2 separate regions of the Homo sapiens genome follow, and region 2 is linked to region 1. Evidence: chromatin loops called from intact Hi-C (ENCODE). Cell type or tissue: heart right ventricle. All regions are shown on one strand. Each heading gives the region's core, and the rest is flanking DNA. Links, peaks and the distances in the headings are about the cores only. Region 1 overlaps LINC02456 (long intergenic non-protein coding RNA 2456). Region 2 has its middle 54 kb from the start of LINC00485.

What was found. Peaks named below come from ENCODE experiments on the same cell type or tissue, not always from the same donor. Only the 100,000 strongest peaks of a DNase experiment are listed, where the experiment ranks them.
Region 2: it touches region 1 in a loop (5-fold over the local background); 6 of 110 quality-filtered maps call a loop at or near these places.

Annotation. Positions count from the first base shown.
Region 1 is chr12:102,480,962-102,494,105 of GRCh38, forward strand. It overlaps LINC02456 (long intergenic non-protein coding RNA 2456), which reads left to right. Exons shown (of 13, transcript XR_007063427.1): 11 at 1-2,927. It also overlaps a transcript of IGF1 not described here. Among named protein-coding and RNA genes, the nearest start is that of IGF1, 7.0 kb to the left of the region's middle. RefSeq lists enhancers at 2,832-2,891, 3,424-3,483. In heart right ventricle, for the core only: CTCF peaks have their summits at 3,713 (motif pointing left) and 3,913; a DNase peak (open chromatin) is centred at 3,660; H3K4me3 peaks cover 571 bases; H3K27ac peaks cover 2,263 bases.
Region 2 is chr12:102,766,581-102,774,580 of GRCh38, forward strand. No RefSeq gene overlaps it. Among named protein-coding and RNA genes, the nearest start is that of LINC00485, 54 kb to the right of the region's middle. In heart right ventricle, for the core only: a CTCF peak has its summit at 3,174 (motif pointing left); a DNase peak (open chromatin) is centred at 3,171.

The sequences.
Region 1 (13,144 bases), core at 1-8,000:
AAAAGAAAGAAAGGACGATAAGACCCTCTCCAGCAAACTCTACAATTTTAACCCTGAAGTGACTGGGGTAAAGTAGATTGGAAGACAGCACTCGGGTGACCCCTTGTCCCAGTTGCCAAGTGAGAGGTGTGATCTCATTTCCTAGAACCTATGGAGGGGCAGGCAGCATTGGATTGGTCCCTTTAGGGCACTGTCTCATACTTTTTCTCCTGCGATGAGGCAAAGACTATGCCGAGCTGTAAAACCCAACTGAAATAGAACATTTTTCTTTATTCTTCTACTAGGCTGCCTGTCACTGTCCCCTCCCCACCCCACCACTCTGGGAGAAGGGTACCTGGGGGGCAAACAATTTTCCTGTTGTTTGAATTTTCCATATAACTCAAACCTGTGTGTGTGTGTGTGTGTGTGTGTGTGTGTGTGTGTGTGTATGACAGAGGGAGTCTGTGTGCCAGAGTGTGTTTTCTTTCTCTGATTTTTGTGTATTCTAAATAACACCAGCTGGCTAGCAATACCCTCTCGAGGGTTATGATGTCATTCAAATCCCTCAACTGGGTGACTGGCCGGCAACATGGTCCAAGCCAGCTGTTTTGCTATTTATAATGTACACTTGCCTTTGCCATTGAGAATTCAGTTCTGATCTTTTGTCGATACAGTTTGTACCTATTTCCCTTTGGTTTTGTGAAGCAGTAGATAAGAAAGTGAATTATAAAATAAGGTTGCAAAAGCCCAGAGCAGACATACCTCTTTCCCTAGAGAGCTCTCCAGGCCTGGTTTCCCAGGAGTGGTGGAAATAACCTGGACCTTGAATTTTTTCTTTTTTTTTTTTTCCACATGACTCTCAGGGGACTGACACATCAACTGAAAACACAGTTCTGCTTGAAATCCTACTCTGGCTCTTTGTGTTATCCTGGGGCCAGAAATTTGTTTGTAGAAGTGGGTGCCCTAACAAAAAACAAACAAACCTGCTTTGTTTGGAAGGGGGTTGGGTTTGTTTGAGTCTTCTGTGTGGTTAATACATTGTAGCAATGTTTACCTTTCAGAAATCAAAGTTAGAAATCTGGAATTATGTTGTGTCAATGGTGCACTATGTTCAGCAACATTTTGTGAGCTCTACTATGTGCCCAACTACAACATCCCTAGGAAAACAAAGAGGAATAAGATATGGTCAAGTCCCTTCAGGGGCTTTCAGCTGAATGTCAGAGACAAAGAGGAAAACTTCACAGTCATATGATGGGCATGTGCTCTTTTAAAAACATGAACAGTGCACAATGAGAGGGAGTGACACATTCTCTGGGAAGACAGGGGAGTAAAATCTTTTGGAAAATCCAAAATGAGGGAGGCAGATTGTGTCATGAGAGGCTTTGGGGTACCATGTTGGGAAATTTCAGTGGGTGGGATTTGACCCAAAGAGCACACTAAGAGGTATCATCAAGAGGTGGCCTAGTAGGTGGCCCTGGATTATTCTTAATGCAGGGATTATCCACATGTGCAGATGTGTGAGTAATCCCTGCATTTAATAATAATCCGTGGCTTCCTTTAATAAGCTCTCTTTGTACACTTGATTTGTGACAAATCTTTTTCTTTTCTGCAGTTTTTGTGGATCACACCCTTTCTGAAAAATGTCTATTCTCTTACAGACTTTGAGGATGTAGATTGTATAAAACAATAGAGCTGATCTCACCTGTCTTCCAGATGAGAAAAAACCTCTTTAACCAAGTTTGGAGAGTCAGATACTGGCTGGAGTCTTGGTGCTAAGTTCTTGTTCCAACATTGGACACCATTACAGGTGAAGGCCAGGACTTTGTTTAACCCCTTCCCACTGCAGTTTTAGCATACTTTAATTGTTCCAAGATGTCCTAGAAGCTAACTATATGTCTCCAAGTCTATCACCCATTTTGATGTTCTCTCTTGGCATGCTCGGTGCACAGATATAACCTTATCCACAAGCATTTCATATGAAAGGCTGTTTTGGGGACAGATGCTGTACTCCAGCGATATTGACACACTGACTCACAGTCTCTCGGTTTTGTAACCCCAATTACCCTTAAAGGATAATTAGGTTTTAATTTATGTCCTAGTTTTTATGTCACAATCAAAGAAAACTGAAATTTCAGTGAGTCGTAATTGTCATCAGCTGTGCTTTGGAAACATTCCAATGAGAGCTATCAGTTTCCAATGGGGGAAGCAATTTCCTGAGGTGATTAATGTATATTTCAATTTGGAGAATGGTCTATATTTTTGGACAGGGTGAGCCAGCAATGGATCAGGGCAATAATTCCTAGAGAAAAGGTCATTTTCTTGGCTAATTCCAGGAGTCAATATGAAAATGAAAGAGCAATAAACATGCCACCAGATTACTTTTTAATGGCTAAGTGATGTACCTGTTTAGGAGTAAAAGAAATGAATGCACCTATTACTACAAATCCAAGGTAGTAGTAAATCTAAAGCCCAAGAGGAGTTCAGGTTATGAAGTCCCATTGGAGAGAAACATCTAGGGTCATTATAAAAGTATGGAATGATTATGTAGTCTCCTGCCTGCAAAAATCTGACAGTGAGATATGGCCACCAAAATAGCTAACCGCAAGGATGTGCTTATCATAAGAACATCCACTCCTGGAAATTCAGAGATTCACAGTTTCACCTTTTGCATGTGTAATGCCTGTGGGATATAAATAACTCTCCCCTAAAGCCTTCTTCTTGAGTAGCATATTTGCATAAAGCTACAGCCTCAGAAAACTTCTGACACCTTTCGCACACACACAGAAAAAATTGTTCATTTCCTTAAAGGGTGAGCTGGCTAAGGTACACAGAAAGCAGGGGTGGGGTGGGCAAGGAGGCCCTCCCTGTCTTCCCCCCAACTTTTTTTTTCTTCTCAAGCCATGTTCCCAGTCTTTCCTGTGTTAACTGGAGAGGCGTTCATCCAAAAGGTAATTTCATATCCATGTACAATAGGGCATATTTACAATTTATTTCATGAATGTCTTTGCTTACTCCCAAGGAAAGCTCAGAATGGACATTTGGAGGTAAGGGAATTTTGGAATCAAATAAAGGGTGAGGCTTAAGGTTCTAGGGCAACCACCAGGCAAAGAACTTGGGGGAAACTATTGGATGTTTCTTTTGGATCATGGTTTGTGAGGAGGGTTGGTCATGGGTTGCTCAAACTAATGTTGGAGGTCAAGAACTTGTCAATTCAGAATATAAAACTCAGAGGAAAGACAGGGCCTCAAAAACTCAACATGCTGCCGAGCAAGGGGCCTAATGTCAGCTCCAAAACATCTGCTCAGAAAGATTCCTGTGATTCCCCAGGAAGATTTGCTCAAAGGAGCTGCTCTAACTCCTTAAAGAAGTGTTTCGCCCACGACTAGGGAAAACAGAAATAGGGAGGAGAAATCCTCTCACTAAAGAAATCAATGCTTTCTTTTCAACATCAAACTTGGATCTTATTTCTTCTAAAATGTCAAAAGGGCAAATACTGGAAACAGAAACGAAACTGTTGTGGTTGTGTGAGCAAAGTAATTCTTCGTTATGGCAGAGGAGAAGTCACGGCATGGGGTAAGGATGGGTTGGTGGAGTGAGAGAACTTGAGGACTCGTCACGCTTGCCCCACGTTGCATAAAATGTGGGGAAAAGAGACACCAACGCCAAACTTCAGGGGCAGGACCCACATAAATGCTTTCTTGGGGAATAAAAAAATGTGCGCGCCCTCTAGTGGACTTCTGAGAAACTGCCACTGCACTCTTGACCGTGGATGCGTTCTGGCAGGAGTGGGTTTTTTTTTTGAAAGCTCTGGATTTAAATACATTTTAAGCTACACTTATCTTTAGTTTTATTAAGTCTTTTGAAATAAGTAAGATAGATGTTCAACTCACTGTAGTTTAAAAAGGGGAAGATTGATAAGGGGGAAAGAAAGATCATAAACTTCATCAGGGCATGGATGGATTCCTCATGGCCATATTCCCAGCACTTAACTCCGGGTGCATGAGCTCAAAACATTTTGTTGAATGAATGCAAGTCTGGAAAACAAATGATGATAAAGGTAAAATATAAAAATTGCACAAACTCTTTAAGAGTAAAATAACCAACCTCCTCATTTTATAAGAAAAATAAGACCAGGAAGAGGGGCTGTTGGAGGATAGAAAAATGACTTCTCGAGAAGCAAGACAAATTTAGGTGCTCACAAAATAGAATTCAAACCCAGTCTCCTTGTCTGTTCTGCAGTATTTCTATCATGTTAGTTTTCAAAATGTGGGTTATAACACCCCTGGTCAAAGACGTGGCGTTAAAGAATCACTTAAGTATAGAGATGATTCCATTTACAATTCCCTTTCTGATCCTGAATCTCCAAAGGAGAAAGTCTCAGTTTGGCGCTAGTCTGTCTTCAGTGCTTCCCTAGCACTCATTAGTCTCTCTTTATTTTATTTTTTAATTTAATTTTTAATTTTTGTGGGTATGTAGTAGGTATATATATTTATGGGACACGTGAGATATTTTGATACAGGCATGAAATGTGAAATAAACACATCATGGAGAATTGGGTATCCATCCCCTCAAACATTTATCCTTTGTGTTGCAAAAACCTCTCGTTTTAACAACCAAAAAGTGAATCTCAAGTCCAAAATCTTTCCAGACAGAAGTTCCTATTTTGTTTTTATGGAATTTGCTTTTAAGCAAAACTTCTATTTAAGGCAAATGATGCTATATTTAAAAAAGATATTTTAAAGTTTAGTTTTAAAATGTATGTATATAAGTCTTAAGAACATCAAGTCAAGAAAAACATATATATTTAAAGTAAGTAAATAATTTGACAGGTGGCCGACCGTTATGACACACAATTGTAGGTGGTGTTTGAAACCCTGATGTTTGGAAATCACTACAATAACATGTCATTGTGTTAGAAAAACAAATACATAGCCACAACATAAAGACAGGGAACAAAGACCCTCTACATAAAAAGATGCCACCATATAAATGCATTAATTACATTTCTAGATAATTTTGATCTCCATTAAGCTCACTCATTTTTCACTTCAGTCTTTCATAGAGACTGGAAATGTTGAAGAGGGGTTGGCAGACAGAAAAGCATCTGAGTTAGGCCTTGAAGCATGAATTCACCACCAAGATGGAAAAACAATGATAAAGGCTATTCCAGGCAGAGGGAACAGCATGAGCAAACTTACGTAGGCATGAGAAAGTTCACAGTGATGGGGGGATGTGGGAGATGAGGCTGTGGCTGTGAGCTCAGAGTCCTACCTGTGGAACCCTTTTACCTCCCACTCCCCGTCAGTAGCCTCCTTCACACAGTTGGATGACTTGAAAACAGTCTTAATTTCCTCATGTTCCCTTGTACACAAAGATTTGTGTGTAACTAAGTCTGTGATTAACTCTGGGAATGGCACAGTGCCTCAAGGTAAATATGTAATAGCAGACGTGGGTTACATCAGAGCCTAGGCCCACAAGAGGCAGGCCTGGGTAAGAACTGAGGTACCTATTGATCATCTATTCACCTTTCCAGATATTCCATTTGTAAAGCTTAATTGCAGTGTTTATACTTTGGGAGGTAGATTTTAATGATTACACTTGATAAAGATTTTTCACTGTAAGAGTTGAGGCAAGATCTTGTTTCTGGGGAGCAGTGAACTCTCTAGGAATGCAGGTTCATCAGAGCATCACATACTTCATGTGGGCTGATTAAGGAAGTTTTATTATGCTCCGTGAAAGCAGGGCATGGAGCCCCAGACTCAATCTTTTACCTCAAGGTGGCTAACTGGGGAAACTTCTCAGGGTGCTTCCTGTTGGGGTCCCCTTTATAAACAGAAGTTAGGACACTCAATTGCAGCGGGGATGCTGCATCCAGAAGAGCCCTTTGTAATGCTCTACCTGGGAAGCACATACCCTTCAAAATAGTATCTTGTCCTGTCTGGGTGCTGTGGCTCAAGCCTGTAATCCCAGTGCTTTGGGAGGCAGAAGCGGGCGGATCACCTGAGGTCGGGAGTTCAAGACCAGCCTGACCAACATGGTGAAACCCCATCTCTACTAAAAATACAAAAAGAATTAGCGGGGTGTGGTGGCGGGTGCCTGTAATCCCAGCTACTCGGGAGGCTGAGGCAGGAGAATCGCTTGAACCCAGGAGGCAGAGGTTGTGGTGAGCCAAGATCGTGCCATTGTGCTCCAGCCTGGGCAACGAGAGAAAAACTCCATCTCAAAAAAAAAAAAAAAAAAAAAAAGTACCTTGTCCTCTGCCCAGCACAAACCCTTTAACACGAGTTAAACACCTTGCAGACACTCAGATATTCTTAGGACACCCTTTGCTCCTTTCATAATACCTTGGTGAAGACCTCAGCTTCTTTCGGAGCTCCAGATAAAATGTTAAGCCCAGTTGTATTAGTCATGGTTCTCCAGAGAACCAAAATCAACAGGATGTATACAAGTATATATAGAGAGGTTTATTTTAGGGAATTGGCTCACATGATTGTGGCAGCTTGGAAAGTCAAAGTCTGCAGGGTAGACCAGCAGGCTGGAGAACCAGGGAGGGGAGCAAAGGCAGTCTGCTAGCAGAATTTCTTCTTCTGAGGAAGAGGTCAGTCTCTTTTTATTAAGGCCTTCAACTGATTAGATGAGACCACTCGCATTATGGAGGTAATCTCCTTTGCTCAAAGTCTACTGACTTACATGTTAATCTCACCTTAAAAAGTCACAGAGACATGTACAATGATGCTTGACAAAGTATTTGGGTACTGTGGCCTAGCTAAGTGGACACATAAAATTAACCATCGTATCAGTGCCTCTCAAAAGGTGCGCTCACTGGTCCTCCCTCACTAAAACTGAGTAGTAATAATACTATTTTCCAAGTGGCAAAAAAGAAAACCCAAGTTAATAAATTATATTTTCCAATTCTAAGTTTTCTTACTCATTTTTCTTTCACCTGTGGCTCCTGCACTTACTGTTTCTTGATCATTTCCAAAGAGAAGTTGTGACCACTTGACTTGGCTGTGTCATTAATATTGTATGAAGATGACACTCATTGGCAACAAGAAAATAAACAGTGGGTTTTTTTTTGTCTTATTCTAGAACGCACACAGCACTCAAACACATGCAAACAAATACAAAAATAGGCACCTGTGCTTAGTTTCTCTAGATAATAAGAAGTACACTCATTCCCTCATAAGAAAGTTAGCTGTTTAGACCAATGGAGAGAAGTTTCAAGCCTAAGGTGATATTTGAGTTGGGATGATTTCCTGCCCTTTAGCAACAATGAGAGAGAGCTTTTACAACATGTTTATGCCTCTAGAGACTGACTCTGTGCCTGACCCTATGTGGGACTATGAACCTTTGTGTAGCATGAGGCAAGTGATTTTTAGCACCTCTAATACTTTTTTGCATTTTTTTTTTTTACCTTAAGCAGGTATTTTACAGTCAGGAAAAGTCTCCCAAAACAATGATTGGAAACATGATTGATAGGTGCTCTTTGTACCATCTGTTCTTAGTGTTGACTGAAAATGTAGCATATACATGTGTGTTTATGTGGATGTGTATTTTTTAAATTATACTTTAAGTTCTGGAATACATGTGTGGACGGTGCAGGTTTGTTACATAGGTATACATGTGCCATGGTGGTTTGCTGCACCCATCAACCTGTCATCTATATTAAGTATTTCTCCTAATGCTATCCCTCCCCTAGCCTCCCACGCCAGAAAGGCCCTGGTGTGTGATGTTCCCATCCCTGTGCCCATGTGTTCTCATTGTTCAACTCCCACATATAAGTGAGAACATGCGACATTTGGTTTTCTGTTCCTGTGTTAGTTTGCGGAGAATGATGTCCCTGCAAAGAACATGAACTCATTCTTTTTTATGGCTGCATAGTATTCTATGGTATGTATGTGCCATATTTTCTTTATCCAGTCTATCATTGATGGGTATTTGGGTTGGTTCCAAGTCTTTGCTATTGTGAATACTGCCACAATAAACATACGTGTGCATGTGTCTTTATAGTAGCATGATTTATAATCCTTTGGGTATATACCCAGTAATGGGATTGCTGGGTCAAATTGTATTTCTGGTTCTAGATCCTTGAAGAATTGCCACACTGTCTTCCACAATGGTTGAACTAATTTACACTCCCATCAACAGTGTAAAAGCATTTCCTCTATTTCTCCAAATCCTCTTCAGCATCTGTTGTTTCCTGGCTTTTTAATGATCGCCATTCTAACTGGCATGAGATGGTATCTCATTGTGGTTTTGATTTGCATTTCTCTAATGACCAGTGATGAAGAGCTTTTTTCATATATTTTTTGGCCACATAAATGTCTTCTTTTGAAAAGTGTCTGTTCATATCCTTTGCCCACTTTTTGATGGGGTTGTTTGTTTTTTTCTTGTAAATTTGTTTAAGTTCTTTGTAGATTCTGGATATTAGCCCTTTGTCAGATGGATACGTTGCAAAAATCTTCTCCCATTCTGTAGGTTGCCTGTTCACTCTGATGATAGTTTCTTTTGCTGTGCAGAAACTCTTTAGTTTAATTAGATCCCATTTGTCAATCTTGGCTTTTGTTGCAATTGCTTTTGGTGTTTTAGTTATGGAGTGTTTGCCTATGCCTATGTCCTGAATAGTATTGCCTAGGTTTTCTTCTAAGATTTTTATGGTTTTAAGTCTTCCATTTAAGTTGTTAATTCATCTTGAGTTAATTTTTGTATAAGGTATAAGGAAGGGGTCCAGTTTCAGTTTCCTGCATATGGCTAGCCAGTTTTCCCAGCACCATTTATTAAATAGGGAACCCTTTCTCCATTGCTTGTTTTTGTCAGGACAAAAACCTCCATTGCAGGTTTGTCAAAGATCAGATGGTTGTAGATGTGTGGCACTATTTCTGAGGCCTCTGTTCTGTTCCATTGGACTATTTATCGGTTTTGGTACCAGTACCATGCTGTTTTGGTTACTGTAGCCTTGTAGTGTAGTTTAAAGTCAGGTAGCATGATGCCTCCACTTTGTTCCTTTTGCTTAGGATTGTCTTGGCTACACGGGCATTTTTTTGGTTCCATATGAAATTTAAAGTAGTTTTTTTTTTTCTAATTCTGTGAAGAAAGTCAATGGTACCTTGATGGGAATAGCATTGAATCTATAAATTACTATGGGCAGTATGACCATTTTCACAATATTGATTCTTCCTATCCATGAGCATAGAATATTTTTTCATTTGTTTGTGTCCTCTCTGATTTCCTTGAGCAGTGGTTTGTAGTTCTCCTTGAAGAGGTCCTTCACATCCCTTGTTAGTTGTATTTCTAGGTATTTTATTCTCTTTGTAGCAATTGCTAATGGGAGTTCACTCATGATTTGGCTCTCTGTTTGTCTGTTATTGGTGTATAGGAATGCTTGTGAATTTTGCACATTGACTTTGTATCCTGAGACTTTGCTGAAGTTGCTTATCAGCTTAAGGAGATTTGGGGCTGAGATGATGGGGTTTTCTTAATACACAATCATGTCATCTACAAACAATTTGACTTCCTCTCTTCCCATTTGAATATGCTTTGTTTCTTTCTCTTGCTTGATTGCCCTGGCCAGAATGTCCAATAATGTGTTGGATAGGAGTGCTGAGAGAGGGCATATTTGTCTTGTGCTGGTTTTCAGAGGGAATGCTTCCAGCTTTTGCCCATTCAGTATGATATTGGCTGTGGGTTTGTCATAATTAGCACTTACTATTTTGAGATATGTTCCACTGATACCTAGTTTATTGAGAGTTTTTAGCATGAAGGGCTGTTGAATTTTATTGAAGGACTTTTCTGCATCTCTTGAGATAATCATGTGGTTTTTGTCATCGGTTCTGTTTATGTGATGGATTATGTTTATTGGTTTGCATATGCTGAACCAGCCTTGCATCCCAGGGATGAAGCTGACTTGGTCATCATGGATAAGCTTTTTGATGTGCTGCTGGATTCGGTTTGCTAGTATTTTATTGAGGATTTTTGCATTGACGTTCATCAGGGATATTGGCCTGAAATTTTCTTTTTTTGTTGTGTCTGTGCCAGGTTTTGGTATCAGAATGATGCTGGCTTCATAAAATGAGTTAGGGAGGAGTCCCTCTTTTTCTCTTGTTTGGTATAGTTTCAGAAGGAATGGTACCAGCTCCTCTTTGTACCTCTGGAAGAATTTGGCTGTGAATCCATCTGGTCCTGAGATTTTTTTAGTTGGTAGGCTATTAATTACTGCCTCAATTTCAGTACTTGTTATTGGTTTATTCAGGGATTCGACTTCTTCCTGGTTTAGTCTTGGCAGGGTGTATGTGTCCAGCAATTTATCCATTTCTTCTAGATTTTCTAGTTTGTTTGCATAGAGATGTTTATAGCATTATCTGATGGTAGTTTGTATTTCTGTAGGATCAGTGGTGATATCCCCTTTATTATTGTTTATTGTGTCTATTTGATTCTTCTCTCTTTTCTTCCTTATTAGTCTGGCTAACAGTCTATCTATTTTGTTAATCTTTCAAAAAACCAGCTCCTGGATTCATTGATTTTTTTGATGGGTTTTTCGTGTCTCTATGTCTTTCAGTTCTGCTCTGATCTTAGTTATTTCGTGTCTTCTGCTAGCTTTTGAATTTGTTTGCTCTTGCTTCTCTAGTTCTTTTAATTTTGATATTAGGGTGTCAATTTTTGATCTTTTCTCCTCTTTCCTGTGGGCATTTAGTGCTATAAATTTCCCTCGAAACCTTGCTTTAGCTGTGTCCCAGAGATTCTGGTACATTGTGTCTTTGCTCTCATTGGTTTCAAAGAACTTATTTATTTCTGCCTTCATTTTGTTATTTACCCAGTATTCATTAAGGAGTAGGTTGTTCAGTTTTTATGTAGTTGTGAAGTTTTGAGTGAGTTTCTTGATCCTGAGTTCTAATTTGATTGCACTGTGGTCCGAGAGACTGTTTGTTATGATTTCTATTCTTTTGCATTTGCTGAGGAGTGTTTTACTTCCAATTATGTGGTCAGTTTTAGAATAAGTGTGATGTGGTGCTGAGAAGAATGTATATTCTGTTGATTTGGGGTGGAGAGTTCTGTAGATGTCTATTAGGTCCACTTGGTCCAGAGCTGAGTTCAAGTCCTGAATATCCTTGCTAATTTTCTGTCTCACTGATTTGTCTAATATTCACAGTGGGGAGTTAAACTCTCCTACTATTATTGTGTGGTGTATTTAGGATAGTTAGTTCTTCTTGTTGCATTGATCCCTTTACCATTATGTAATACCCTTTGTCTTTTTTGATCTTTGTTGGTTTAAAGTCTGTTTTATCAGAGACTAGGATTGCAACCTCTGCTTTTTTTTTGCTTTCCATTTGCTTGGTAAATCTTCCTCCATCCCTTTATTTTGAGCCTGTGTGTGTTTGCATGTGAGATTGGTCTCCTGAATACAGCACACTGGTGGGTCTTGACTCTTTATCCAATTTGCCAGTCTGTGCCTTTTAATTGGGGCATTTAGCCCATTTACATATAAGGTTAATATTGTTATGTGTGAATTTGAACCTATCATTATGATGTTAGCTGCTTATTTTGCCCATTAGCTGGTGCAGTTTCTTCATAGTGTTGATGATCTTTAAGGTACCAGTTTTTCCTTTACACATTTAGTGCTTCCTTCAGGAGTTCTTATAAGGCAGGCCTGCTGGCGACAAAATCCCTTAGCATTTGCTTGTCTGTAAAGGATTTTATTTCTCCTTCACTTATGAAGCTTAGTTTGGCTGGATATGAAATTCTGGGTTGAAAATTCTTTTTTTTTCAGAATGTTGAATATTGGCCCCCACTTTCTTCTGGCTTGTAGGTTTTCTGCAAAGAGATCTGGTCTTAGTCTGATGGGCTCCCCTTTGTGGGTAACCCAACCTTTCTCTCTGTCTGCCCTTAACATTTTTTCCTGCATTTCAACCTTGGTGAATCTGACAATTATGTATCTTGGGGTTGCTCTTCTCGAGAAGTATCTTTGTGGTGTTCTCTGTATTTCCTGAATTTGAGTGTTTGCCTGTCTTGCTAGGTTGGGGAAGTTCTCCTGGATAATATCCTCAAGTGTGTTTTCCAACTTGCTTCCATTCTCCCTGTCACTTTCAGATACACCATTCAAATGTAGGTTTGGTCTTTTTCACACAGTCCCATATTTCTTGGAGGCTTTGTTCATTCCTTTTTATTCTTTTTTCTCTAATCTTGTCTTCCTGCTTTATTTCATTAAGTTGATCTTCAATCTCTGATATCCATTCTTCCACTTGATCGATTTGACTATTGATACTTGTGTATGCTTCACAAAGTTCTCAAGCTCTTTTTTTCAGCTCCATCAGGTCATTTATGTTAGTCTCTTAAGTGGTTATTGTAGTTAGCAATTCCTGTAACCTTTTATCAAGGTTCTTAGCTTCCTTGCATTGGGTTAGAACATGCTCCTTTAGCTTGGAGGTGTTTGTTATTACCCACCTTCTGAAGCCTACTCTGTCAATTCATCAAACTCATTCTATGTCCAGTTTTGTTCCCTTGCTGGTGAGGAGTTGTGATCCTTTGGAGGAGAAGAGGCATTCTGGTTTTTGGAATTTTCAGCCTTTTTGTGCTGGTTTTTCCTCATCTTCGTGGATTTATCTACCTTTGGTCTTTGCTGTTGGTGATCTTCGGATGGAGATTTTTGTTGATGTTGATGCTATTGCTTTCTATTTGTAAGTTTTCCTTCTAACAGTCAGGCCCCTCTTCTGCAGGTCTGCTGGAGTTTGCAGGGGGTTCACTCCAGATCCTGTTTGCCTGGGTATCGCAAGCAGAGGCTGCATAACAGCAAAGATTTCTGTCTACTCCTTTCTCTGGAAGCTTTGTCCCAGAGGGGCACCCGCCAAATGCCAGCCAGAGCTCTCCCGTATGAGATGTCTGTCGACCCCTGCTGTGAGGTGTCTCCCTGTCAGGAGACACAGAAGTCAGGGACCAACTTGAGGAGGCAGTCTGTCCCTTAGCAGGGCTCAAGTGCTGTGCTGGGAGATCCGCTGTTCTCTTCAGAGCTGGCAGGCAGAAATGTTTAAGTCTGCTGAAGCTGTGCCCACAGCTGCCCCTTCCCCCAGGTGCTCTGTCTCAGGAAGATGGGAGTTTTATCTATAAGCCCCTGACTGGGGCTTCTGCCTTTCTTTCAGAGATTCCCTGCCCAGATATGTGGGTGTGTATTTAG
Region 2 (8,000 bases), core at 1-8,000, 290 kb after region 1:
CTGATGGGTACTTATGTAATCTCTGTCTTCTTTCCAAGAGGCACAAAACTAGAATTTCTGGTCTCACCTTCAGTCCTAATAACTCTTTGCCTCCTGCCTTGCCATGAAATCTCTTCCCTAATTGTTTTTCTGCCACCATCACTCCTGTCCTTCCTATCAAAGACTACATGGTCTGGCTCAGGGACATTTACATTTATGTGTTAGAACTTTCTCAGGCTGTTATACCCCAACTTAATCTGGTCCTACCACACTTAAGTCTTTTGCCCATCTTCCCCCAGTGCCTTTGGCTCCCTTCTCTGGGCATAGCCTGAGACAGGGTTTCATGCTCTGCTTGGCCCACTCTCCACTCATCTGAGTACAGATTCCCCCTGGAATGTATTCCAAATAGCCCAGTGTTTCCCAAAGTGTGTTTTCTGGACCATCTGCTTCAGAGTCATGGAGTTGGGGTAGAGAAAGGGAAAAAAGGGATTTTTTTTAACATGCAGATTCCTGGGCTCGGTTCTCCAACCCCTAAACCAGACTGGGGACTGGAGGTGGGGGCAATTTTGAAAATATGCAGTTTTAATCCTTGACCCAGGATTGCGAAATATAGTAAAGTTTAAGAACCTCAGCAAGACCAGCCTTCTGGCTTCCCAGATTCTTTCTCCTTCAAGACCTGGCTCAGAAGATCAGAGACTCCCCTCCCGCAACACACAGGGTAATGTCAAAAGCCTGGGCCACACACCTTACACAAATCACTTAAACTCTCCAGGCCTTTCTCATCTTAAAGCAGGGGGCAGCATTGAAGTCACAAGTAGGAACAAGGACAGGACAGGTGACATCTAGACAGGAATGACGCTGGCCTGATGGGAATTAGGGGAACTGGAAGCTGCAAGCTTCAAGCAGGCAGCTGCTCCTCCAGTGCAGTCAATTGTGGCCAGATGGGAATGGGGCCCAGAGATGCCAAATCTTCTGAAATTTTTAGGGAAGCTAGAAATCAGAATTTCTATGTAACATTTCCCAATTTTTTTTTTTTTATTCTCTGGCTAATTTCTTTTTAACGGGCCAAATAAAATTACACATGTGGGGCATATTTTAGCTGTTGAGTCCACATTTGCAATCTCCAGACTAAGGCTCCCTAAGGTTGCTTTCCACACGAGAGTGCTGGCATACGGCGATCCTGAAGCCCCCTGGTTAAACAGGTTGTTCTGTTGCTGGTTGGAGCTTCCCAGCTGATCCCTCTGCTTTCCAGGAAAACCCCACAGCTCCCCTTGTTCTAAGAATCACTAAGGTTCTCAAAGCTTAGTGTGCATCACAGTCACTTGGAGGGCTTAGTTAAAACACAGCTTGTTGGGTCCTACCCGCAAAGTTTGCGATTCACAATGTCTGAGTTAGGACTTGAGAATCTGCGCTTCTTACAGACTCCCAGCTGCTGAAGCTGCTGGTCCAGTGTTGGCACGTTGAGAACCATGGCTGTAGACCCATTACTCACTACTTGTTACCTATGATGTTTGCTTTCTCCTTAAAACCAGCACTCAGGGCTGGGTGCGGTGGCTCATGCCTGTAACCTCAGCACTTTGGGAGGCCGAGACCGGTGTGGATCACCTGAGGTCAGGAGTTTGAGACCAGCCTGGCCAAACATGGCGAAACCCCGTCTCTACTAAAAGTACAAAAATTAGCCAGGTGTGGTGGCAGATGCCTGTAATCCCAGCTACTCAGGAGCCTGAGGCAGGAGAATCACTTGAACCCAGGATGTGGAGTGAGCCAAGATCGCGCCACTGCACTCCAGCCTGGGCAACATGAGTGAAACTCCATCTCAAAAAAAAAAAAAAAAAAAAAAGGAAAAGGAAAAAAGAAAAAAAAAAAGAAAACCATCACTCAGGTTTTAGCTTCTCTCTCATTCCTGAGTCACTTCGTACTGCAATACTTTGTGCCTTCCTGGTGTTGCTCACATGATCAAGAACTCATTTTAACAATAGCTGCCATGTTTGAGTGCTTACAGTGTGCCAGCCATTTGTCCAAACACTTTACTGTGTAATCGTCATCAGACCTTACTAAGGAAGGTATCATCCTCAATCTCTACATGAGGAAACCAAAGCCTGGTCTACATGAGGAAACCAAAGCCTGGAGAAGTTAAGTAACTGGCTTAATATCACAGAGTTTAGTGAATGGTAGAAACAAGGTCCCAACCCAAACTGTCTGGCTCCAGAGATTGGTTGTCATATAACTTATAGACCAAGCTGCAACACTTTTGAGAGTGACACGAGATACTATTAATAATTATGCCAGGACAACAGATATAAACCAAGACTGACCTTGGCAAACCAGGACATGAGGTTGTCCAACATATTCTGCCATTTTAAATGTACTCGTTGAATGGTTACAATCTTGTGAAAAGACGACAGGCTTTACAGCCAGCCAAATTCAGGCTTAATTGAGCAGAGGCGTGAAAGTACCCAACACAGTGCCTGCTGCATGGTAGGAAATCGGTAGATACCTGTTTCCTTCTGCCAAGTTTCTAATCCTTTGCTGGGCAACATGGGCAAGTGTAACATGTAGCCCTTATTCTGGAAGCCCTTACAATAGAGTTGATAGAAAAAAGGAACATAAATGAAAACTTTTAAAGATTATTCTAAGACTTTAGTAATCCGAGGCTGAGCATAAGAGTTCAGAGATGGTGATTCTCTTAGCTTTTGAATTTTTAGGTGAGTAGAAATTTGAACTGTGTCTTGAAGACTGAGTAGAAGGCAGGAAGGTTAGAATTGGGTATAGCTAAAGAAAGACTGAGTTTATTCAGAAGTGTCTCTGTGACATAAGTTTGTCAAATATTTCAGCTCCATTCCAACCATAGTAGTATTCCAGATACAATGAAACAGGGACACACTTTTGTTGTATTTTATTTTTTCAGTGTTGTGCACTCACGAACCCCTAGAGAGCCCAGATGAGGACTTGATTCTCCCAGGCATGGAAGGACAGACAGAGAAACTTCTTAGGAGCATTGGTCTGTGGTTTTCAAGACCTTCTGTTATTTAGGAATTTTGAACAAACTCCTGCCCCCGCAATGGTTTTCACAGTAAGAGCAACAGCTGCGGGGTACTTATTCCTCCCTGATTTATGTAAAAAGGAAGAGCAACTTCATCATACTTTTTCTCAGTCCCAAGTGCGGGAAATTCTAAACAGGCTCAACACCACCCTCTAGTGTGCACAAAGGGCGGACGTGGGAATTGAAGCCTGTTCATGACAAAGGCAGATGGTGAAGACTGGAGAAGGTAGAGGGAGAGAAACATCCTTGTATCTGCAGGAAGCCCATGAATTAATATATATCCAAGTGCTCTAAGGTAAAGTACTTCTTTAATAGAAAGATCTAAGGGAGCGCTTCCAAAAGAAAGAATATAATGTTCTGTGAAATACTAATCCCACGAGATTCCGTCCGCACGCGCTCTTTTTTTTTTTTTTTTTTTTTTTTATACTTTAAGTTCTAGGGTACATGTGCACAACGTGCAGGTTTGTTACATATGTATACATGTGCCATGTTGGTGTGCTGCACCCATTAACTCGTCATTTACATTAGGTATATCTCCTAATGCTTTCCCTCCCCCCTTCCCCCACCCCACTCTTAAAGTGCCCCACGGTTAACTAAGTTTGGAATCCTCTACACATCATTACAGTCTTCTGCAAGCCCCTGTTACAGCTTCAGTGTTTAGGAAAGCTGTTGGGAAGTTATGCAGTGATGAAAAATCCACTTCCCACAAACATTTGACCCCTGAACTTTTTTTTTTTTTTTTTTTTTTTACCTCTACAAGCCCCATGTCATCCCCTAACACAACTTCTCATGGAACGTACTTTGGGCAATGCTACTAGAAAAAGTACAAATGAAGTTCTTACCTCCGGCTTCCCATTTGATGAAACAAGTCCTGTCCCATAGGCTTCGATGGCTCCACTCTGCTTGCAAAGATCAAACTCTAAAGTAAACCAATAGAGCTGATCAAGGCACAAAATGGAAAAAGAATGGAGCGGTGACTGAAACCAAATATCTAATCAACAGTGCCAAGGACTGGAAGATCCCTCAAGAGGCTGAGAGGCAACCCAGTTCTTCCCCACTTCAACCCCATCCCGATCTTCAGGCAGGACAGAGAGCCTTCGTACTGCTCTCCTAATGCATCATCCTCAGTCCCCTGGACCCCGCTTCTTTCAAAGTTCAATTATATCTGAGGCTTAGTTCAAGGGTCCTCTTCTTCAAATCTTCTCATGACTCGGGGGCCCACTGAGCATTTCCTTTCCTTCAGTTAGATCACCCTTTCGTGTATTCATTAAAAGCACATTGAACACTTACCATATGCATGATACAGTGCTGGGAAATACAGATCTGAAATAGACAAAGATCCTACCCCCCAGAGGAGCTCACAATTTCTACCACTGGAAGAGGAATGAAGAGAAGACAACGAAGGCTCAGTTCTAAGGAAGGCTTCAGCAGATGAAGATACAGTAAGTTGCGGGCACATTGCCTTGTAGAACATATCCAACAGCATTCTCACCATGATCACATCAAGTTATCAGAACACAGCCTGCCTCAGGTTAAGCACTCTATGGATGTTAGCTTTTATTTGTGTTGTTATTATCATTCTTGCTATTATGTATTACATTTATGTTGTATTACTTTTTTTCTTATTCTACTGTTCCTGTACAATAAAATTGAAGGGTAAGATGCTATCTCCACCACAAATGGTTTAGTTTGTGAAATTACTGCAATACTCAGTGATTGCTGTGATTGCTGATAAATATCAATGCCAATGACACTTTATTCCTCTCCCTGTAAAATGATGCTACCAGTAACTATCTTTTCAGATTTCATTGATTCGTCAATTTTTCTTCATTCATTGAAATAATATAAGGTTTCCATTATGTGCCAGACTCTGTGCTAAGGAAAGGGAATATAATAATAAGACAGACAAAGTCCCTGCCCTCCTGGAGTTTGCTACATCTCAGAATTGTGGAGATTTCAGTGAGATTACTTTATATGTGTGCATTTTCTGATATGAAAGGCTGGGTAAATGTAGAGTATTATTATAACTTAACAACCCACCAACACTACTGCTGTCAAGCATAGCCTCCAGTCTCTGAAATAGAGAATCTCACTGTGCTTACCTGGCACAGTGCCTGGTTTCATAGGCACCTTCAGAAATGTCTGCTTAATGAATGAATGAGTGGAAGAATTAATTAGAAACATTATTACTAAATTTCATTTTCTACATAAATAATAATCATGATGAAATGAAGGGGGGTGAATGGGAATACCTATGAATTAGTCAACTCTTGTTACATGGTAATTATGACATTGTGTACTTTTTTATCATTGTCCTCCTAGCAACCATGGTGTTCAGTATCAATATTCTCATTTTACAGATGAGCATAAATGAAGTTCAGGGATATTAAGTAACTTTCCCAGGGCTTCAAAATTATAAGCACAAATAATAACGGAATCAGTGGCCTGAGAACACACTCACATTTTCCTTCTCCTTTAAGGGGTAGTTTCATTCTTTTCCCCAGACCCTATTTTATTATTGAGGAACATGGTCTTCTTTTCCAGATTAAACTAAATGGGGATGGATGAGGTGATGAGTTCCACCTAATGTGTCACAGCTGGAGATGCGTGTCATGGCCATTAACTGAAATTAATGCCCTGAAGGCAATCATTACCAACCCCAGCCTAATAGAAACCAAGGGCATCTCTGATAAAACAGTTTTGATTTCCTCCCAACATTTTCCAAATAAAGTGAAACAAACAACAGATTTCCTTAACACCAAAAGATGTGTTGTCGCTGAGCGGATTGAATCTTGATACAGAACTCAGTTACAAGGTAACAGGACCAAAGAAGGTCTAACAGTCACCTATTTGAACCGTTTTCTTGATGATGAATCTTCTCTAATGCTCCCTTCCCCAAATGCCCTCTAGCCTATGCTTGGATACTCCTAGTTGGAGAATTTCTTCATGCTTAAGATAGCCCATTTTATCTTTAGAGTGAGCTTATTGGAAAGTTCACTGCATGTTGAGCTGAAACCTGCTTCAAGTGGCTTCTCCTCATTGTTTCTAATTTTCTTCCTGGGAGTCACTAGGAAATGTGATTTGCCATCCCCAGGAATAGTGTTTCCAGACTACTCCTATGGTACTTGCTCTACTACACACTTATACACTCAATATTTTTATTCAACTCATTATAACTTTACCTATTTTAATCTACAACTAAGCAATAAAATCTGTGAAATCATAGGTTGATGTGTTAGCTTTATGGTTTTCTAACACATATTAATATTATTAATGTATTATTAATTATATATATTGTTTGTGTTATACATTATTTATATTAATGTATTATTAATTATATTATCATTAATGTATCAATGGTAGTATGGCCATCCCATTTGGGAAACACCATGCATATCCCTTCTCTGTATATACTAGTTGAAAATAACAGCCAATCTTCATCGAGTTTCCAGTTGGACAAACATTCTTAGTACTTTCAATTATATAATATAGAGTGAAATTAATTTACTACCTTGGTTATTTGCCTCCAATTTGTCTGTATGCCTATTTAGGTTTGGGGGCCAGTCTCAAATACAGTACTCTCATTATATATGCTATGATTTTATTAATCTGTGTTTCCATTAGCCTTGGAAGTCAGACTATGTATTTCTAAAGAGTTCACTGGTCCTCAACATCTTTAAGTCTTTGTTACCTGCACCAGCATATCATCCTTCCCCATCTTGTTCCTTCTTTTGGAAACAAGTATAAGAGCTTTCATCAATCCTCACTGCATTTCATCTTGGCCTATCAATTTATAACCTGCGAAGATGCTTGTTGATTCTGATTCTGTTACCTAAATTATTCATTTTCTCTCCAATCCTCTAATTATATATATATATTTGATAAACATGCATTTTGTATTTTCATGTAAATCACTGACAGGCATGTGGTCCTAGAAACTTGCTTCCAGATTAATATTGGTCCATCAATCATCTTGCTTTAGGCACTAGTTACTATAATCAAATCCATGTTTATTATTAATCCTCTAGAGGCTTTTGTCATTTAACATGGCCTATATAATACTCTGGTAATTACTTCTTACATACTGATGTACCACCCATATGAACACTTGATTTTTGTAAGATTACTAAAGAATTCTTTAAACATCACTCTACTCTGGAAGTTATAATAAGGATTATTGAGTTCCAACTTATCCATTTATTGGACCAAACACTTGACCTATACTGAGCATTTTAACTGCAATAAGTTCATAATAATAAAGATTACTATCCTGAAGATATTGGAGGAAGATATTGGAGATCCTGAAGATTTTTAAGGTCATAACACCAAGCTAAGTAACCTGGTTGGTAGGTGGAGAAGATAAGATTCAAACTCAGGTCTGTCTGACATCAAAGTCCAATCCATTTCTATTGTAAGATGGTCAGCTCAGAATGGAAAACGCATTTGGAAAAATGTCTGCTCTCACGTTTGCTGGGTATAGTGTCTGCATTTTGTACGCTAATATGTAACAGCTATCCTGGAAAAAATATCAGGTCCTTTTCTGAGGGCTTTGATTTTTTTAAAGAAAATTGTAGTCACATAATCTGCACAGAAGACAAGCTCCTATAGAAGATGAGGCATTCTTTGACCCTGCAAGGAGTCTCAGTGTGGAAGCTCTGAGCAGAGAGCAGCAGCAGGGTGCATGCACACTTAAGTTTTGCACAGTGAGGCAATACTTTTAAAAGCTGGTATATTAAGCCAGATCAGAATTTAAAATGAGCTTATCTGTGATCTCTAACTGTGGCATAATTCCATAAGAAGAAGAAATGAATGTCTAGATTTATCCCCCGATCCTGAAGCAACTGCCACTGCAGCTAACACTAGCTTGCTTCTGCTTGATGGATAGCATAGTAGTATCATCTCTAACCATAGTACTCTCCAATGTACATTTATGGACACATAAGCAATCCAGCTCCTCTCCCTTTAAGAGTTGCTGTCC